Linked DNA regions of Homo sapiens: region 2 is linked to region 1. A link is a loop called in an ENCODE intact Hi-C map of the cell type or tissue named here. Cell type or tissue: gastrocnemius medialis. All regions are shown on one strand. Each heading gives the region's core, and the rest is flanking DNA. Links, peaks and the distances in the headings are about the cores only. Region 1 overlaps TIAM2 (TIAM Rac1 associated GEF 2). Region 2 has its middle 2.7 kb from the start of TFB1M.

Region 1 (2,922 bases), core at 322-2,821:
GCAGAGGTTGCAGTGAGCCAAGATCATGCCACTGCACTCCAGCCTGGGCAACAGAGTAAGAGTCTGTCTCAAAAAATAAAAAAAGAACACCGCAATCCATGTAAGGGCTGCTGAGTATCCACGCTTACTGCTCTGGGATCATGGTTGAGAAGGGCCACTGTGAAGCCTGCATCTCAGCCATAATCCCTCTCTGACCTCCCACTGAATTCCAGACACACCTTGTCCATGGTCACTGACATCTGCCTGCCATCCTGACTCTGAACTGCACTTAATCCAGCACAAGCTTTCTCTTCTAAGACTATCTGTGTTTTTGTCTTTGTTTCTTCTTTTTAATTTTAGCCTGACTCATCACTGACAGAAATCTATTTGTTCCTTAAAATTAACCCATAGTCCTGGGAAATCTTTTCTCTATCCTTCAGCTATCTCACACATAGACACTGTTGGAAAATCATCTCAAAGAATACCACCTTCAGGAAGCCTTTCCCAAAAAAGTGTAGTGTGCCAACTACATCATCACAACAATTGCTGACTTCATGCTAATACGTCCTTTTGTAATTCATAACAAAAATAGCATACATTTCTTAAGCGATGTAGACATGTTTCTCTCTGGGTAGGTTCTTATATTCACATAGCAGTAAAGAAAAGATTTGGGGCTTCGAAATCAAAAGTCACAGACTCTACCAGCAAAGTGTGGCCTAGGACAAGATTTACCTTGCTACGTACGATTCAGCTCCTGTTTTGTAAAAGAGGATATTATTAATATAATTCATATTGAAAAAATTACTTGTTACTTAAGTTTTTGTGAGCAAAAGAGGTCACTTATGTGAAACACCTTACATACCAGAAAATGTCACCTGTAGATTCAATACTATCACATTATTATATATCATTCATCATACTTTAAAGTTATCATTAATGGGTGATTTTACTTTGAATTCCATGCATTTTTAAATACAAAGTAAAAGATCCTCCTATGCAGGATTTAAAAACTAGAAGAGACATCGTAAAGAAATTTAAAAGAAGAAAGCAAGGGAAAAATCTGTCTCTCTGTGCCATCTTTTTGAAAACATGGTGCTCAATTTTGAAGTGACATTTCTGGATTTGTCTTGGATCTGTCGCTTTCAGTACATTTTTCTGGAAGGATGATCACAGCCAGAATGCACATCCCCACACGTGCCAATGCCAAAGGAAAAGACAGGACCAGATGCAAGGAGCCAGGGATGCCAGGAACCAGCCCGGACACTCTCTGCTAAAGGCTCTTGTCTTACACAGGCACATTTTTTTCCCTGGTTCATTCTCTCGGGTACTTTTCATCTGGGCAGTGATTTCAACCCGGTGCTTAGCAACAAACAGATGCTGCCTTAAAGGTGCAGGCCCCACCTCTGAAACCAGGCTTGTTGAGAAGCAAACTAAAACCCAGCAGAGGTCACTGTGGAGTAAGAAACATCACAAAGAACAAGGCCCGGAGGAAGTCACAGGCTCCCACTGAGGGTGACAGAGCAATTAATTTACTGCTGCACTTTTGGAGATCAGGAAGAACGTAATTATGGATAAACAGGTGTGGGAGGAACATGAGCAGTACAAATTAACACTGTGCCTTCACACCCTCTTGTTCTCACCGTTACTGACAATCAGAGAAAGACTGTATCACTTGGCCGGGCGCCATGGCTCACGTCTGTAATTCCAGCACTTTGGGAGGCCGAGGCCAGTGGATCACCTAAGGTCATGAGTTCAAGACCAGCCTGGCCAACATGGTAAAACCCTATCTCTACTAAAAATAAAAATTATCCGGGCATGGTGGCACGCGTCTGTAGCCCCAGCTACTCAGGAGGCTGAGGCAGGAGAACAGCTTGAACCTGGGAGGCAGAGGTTGCAGTGAGCCAAGATCGTGCCACTGCACTCCAGCCTGGGCGACAGAGGGAGGCTCCATCTCAAAAAAAAAAAAAGACTGCATCTCGTGAGACCAAATGAAACAAGCTCCTGATGTGCCATCAGTTCACTCACCACTCACAGCCAGCCCTCTCAGGAAGGCACCATCATCACTTCCTATGGAAAAGGCAAGAAAAATATGGCTCAGGAAATTCTAGAAACTTGCCCAAGTTTACACAACTAGTGCCTATGGTACTCCGGGGATCTGAAGGGTGGAAGTCTGGGATGAGCTGGTTCACACCACCACTATACTACACAGAATGCCCGCCTGGCAGTTAACTCCCTTTATATAAAATGGGTGCAACCCAAATCTCCTGATTACTTTCCATTATTCTAAGCCACACACCATGTTCCCATTGAACAGAATGGCTCAGGGAACATTCCCCAGAAGGGAGTGGCATGCTCCTGCTCCACACCGGTGCTCACTTCCATCTCCTCTCTCTGCTGTACCGTCCTTACAAGTAGAGTCAGTGCTGAAACCATATATACCCTCCAACCTGGTTTAAAATGCCCCTGTCTTATGAATTCTCTCCTATCTCTCCTTTCTCTGCCCTCAAGTCCTCTCACTTAGATGAGTTTACTCTCCTATGTCCCTGGTACAGCATTTGGCAAAGCCCAGCTCACAGGAGAGTCACTTCTAAGTCCCGCACCAGGAGAAGATGAATACCAGCAGAGGCTTTGTCTTCTGCATCCTCATTCTCCCTCAGCCATTAACACAGTGCGTCCCACACCCAGGACACACCCAAAACTTCAGTGCTGAGCTGGATACAACTAGAAATTCACAGTCATATTACAGGCAGAAGGGTAAACGCTGTCCGTTTTCAGTATCTTACTCAAATCTGTTGACATAGTGTCAAGTTCTTAATGCTCTCTGGAAGCTTCGAGAAGAAAAATTAACAGATTATTGAAGGAGAATAAGTTCTGGACAAGAGAAAAGTGTGCAGATAGATGGAAGGATGGAAGGACAAAAGAAATAATCCTATTAAAATCCAT
Region 2 (2,922 bases), core at 260-2,759, 140 kb before region 1:
TACCATGGGTAAAATGCATTCTCTGCTACAGAGAAATCTTTCACAAAAAGAGTTAAAAGATGCAGCAAACTTCACGGTCTTATTTTAAGAAACACCACCCTGATCAGTTAGCAACCATCAAGTCAAGGCAAGACCCTCTACCAGCAAAAAGGTTAACATTCACTAAAGGCTCAGATGACCGTTAGCATTTTTTTAGCTATAAGGTATTTTAAATTAAGGTATGTACATATTTTTTGTAGCCATAATGCTATTGCACACTTAATAGACAACAATAGAATGTATGCATACCTTTCATATGCACTGGGAAACCAAAAACTTCATCTGTCTCACTTTATGGAGATATTCACTTTATTTTGGTGGTCTGATACTGAACCCATAGTATCTCAAAGGTTTGCCTATATAATAAAGGCTAATTCGTTTATAATGCTGTTAGCATATTTTCTTCATTCACAAAAAGGTTTGCTTACTGTATAGGAAAAAGCCCTACCCATAGCTCCCTGAGTCGAACGAGTTGCCCATCCTCAACATCTTATTAGGATACTTGGCAATAATTCACAGACCTTTGGGGACAATGAGCAGGCTTTCAAATACTGCTTGAAACAGGGATAAACGCTGTATTTTCAAAAATAGTGTAAGTGTTCCATGGTTCCCTCAGGCAATTAGCTCGTGTTGTTGCCATAAGTTGCCCTACTTCTATCCCCACAGAATAAGCATTTGGTCCGTCTGCTCAGAGTTATCACGTTTTTCCTTCTTCCCTCTAGGTAGGTCACTAGATTCCTTTGTGAATGAACAGTGTGCATCAAAGAGCCATTAAAACAAAAAAAACCCTAAATATGTGTGAAATGCAGCTCTTAGTATTTCTCTGGAGCATTGAATCATATTATATGTAATTATAAAATACTATCGGAAAAGGGCACTTTACATACCATAATAGTCATTTTATAAAGTTCAATTTGGCAATTCCAAGCCACATTTAATTTTCTCTGAAAATTCCCACATGGCAGGAAGATATTGCTCTCTGCAGCTTTCAAGTCTCTTTCAGGGAACGGTAAAATGACAACCTTTTAAAATTAGCACTTTTTCTATAAATAGAGACTAAATCACTTATACCAAATAAAGTCACATATGCATTTTTATTAAAGTAAATACTAAAATAATAAGTAATTTTCCTACATAATCATTTTGGGATTTTACGCAAATTAGAATACTACAATATAGTTTAGCATGAATCATTTGTAGTTCTTCATCTTCACTGACAGGTGGGGCTAGTGATTTCTGTATTAATTATAATATTTTAGCATATTAAAATCTGTATCTAGATGAAGCAGACACTTCAAAGCTTCAAAACTGATGAAACTGCATACCTCTCTTTTAAGGGATAAAACCATTTGCATTAATATGTGAAATACACTACTAAAACACCCCCTGCTGATTTCTTAGGCTTTTGCAGGGAGTTATGCATAATTTTCTGAAAATTAAAAACTGAGGATTAGATATTTATGATAAAAATTGGATCTCAAGAACTATTAAAAACTTGGAAGATTCTCCTAAGCTAGAATTTTTAACTCAGTTAAAAAATTATTTAACACGTATCAGAGGTTAATAAAAAGCACAGTGCAGTCAGAAGATCTAAACTCAGTTACACCACTTACTAGCAAAGCACTGTGCTATGGTCTGAATGTCCCCCAAAATTCATGTGCTGAAACTAAATCACCAATGTGATAGTATATTGACAGGGAGGCCCTAAGTGGGTGATTAATTGATTGAGGTAGAGCTCTCATAAATGGGATTAGCAACCTTATGAAGAGCTGGAGGGAATTAGCTAATCCCTTTTTGCCCTTCTGCCTTTGGACATGTGAGGACATGACATTCCTCTTTTCTGGGGGATGCAGCAACAAGATGCTATCTTGAGGTAAAGAGAGCAGCCTTCACAAGGCAACAAACTTGCCAGCTCCTTGATCTTGGACTTTCAGCCTCCAGTACTGTGAGAAGTACATTTCTGTTCTTTATAAATTACCCAGTCTCAGATATTTTGTTATAGCAGCAGGAATGAACTAAGACACATCTTTGTGAACCTACATCACAGAATTGAAATGAGAATTAAGTAACAAAGGAAGCTGCTTTATAAATAGGTTCAGTTATTGAAGATGGCATGGTATAAACCATCCATAAATTCATATTTAGATCTGGGGACAAATTATCAGGAATCTACAAATTCTCCACGCAAAGGTGTTTCACTCATTTAGATTTTAGTTTGTTTTTATGTTGATGTTAATCTTTTAAAAAGCTCATGTGATTATATTTGGGGTCATCTGAACATCCTCTTTATACCTGTTACACAACGTGTGTGTTCATGGTAGCATTAGTGCCAAATAATTCAAATTCACTTGTTTCCAAGCTACTGAAAACAGATGCAGGCAGACTTAATATGTAGCTTCCATATTCTTCCAAAAGAAAGACAAGCGACAATGGAAAAAAAATTGAACAAAGATTTGGTAATAGTTTGACTCCAGAAAACTAATGAGAACATTCAGTCATTACATGGCACACTGGATCACTGGTAGGCTGAAACTTAAAAAAAAAAAAAAAAGAAAACCTGCCAGTTAGCACTAAGTGTCGTGATTTAACAGTGTTCATCCTTGTCAATTAATAAGACCATTTGTATTGGTTTTGTATATATTTATTGCAATTGTTTTAAATAGTCATATGAAAACTGTAAGCTTATGTTTACACCTAGATTCGTATTTCTATATATTTAGATGTTACAAAATTAACACATATTAACTTAAAAATAATAAGCTGATACTTGAGTGTGGCCAGTGAGATCAGAACTCAGAAAAAACACAACTCAGGTTGTCTTCTCTCTGTACTTTGCTGTCTGACTCTGGGCATTGTCAAATGACCTCACCTCCCCTATTTCTT

Evidence for each region. Hi-C counts contacts between places; a loop is a spot of excess contacts. Peaks named below come from ENCODE experiments on the same cell type or tissue, not always from the same donor. Only the 100,000 strongest peaks of a DNase experiment are listed, where the experiment ranks them.
Region 2: it touches region 1 in a loop (7-fold over the local background); 51 of 110 quality-filtered maps call a loop at or near these places.

What each region holds. Positions count from the first base shown.
Region 1 is chr6:155,173,400-155,176,321 of GRCh38, reverse strand. The region is part of intron 9 of TIAM2 (TIAM Rac1 associated GEF 2); the gene reads right to left. Among named protein-coding and RNA genes, the nearest start is that of CLDN20, 89 kb to the left of the region's middle. RefSeq lists an enhancer at 1,284-1,343. In gastrocnemius medialis, for the core only: a CTCF peak has its summit at 1,396 (motif pointing right); a DNase peak (open chromatin) is centred at 1,421; H3K27ac peaks cover 493 bases.
Region 2 is chr6:155,315,746-155,318,667 of GRCh38, reverse strand. No RefSeq gene overlaps it. Among named protein-coding and RNA genes, the nearest start is that of TFB1M, 2.7 kb to the right of the region's middle. In gastrocnemius medialis, for the core only: a CTCF peak has its summit at 1,273; no DNase peak of the experiment used is centred there; H3K27ac peaks cover 1,090 bases.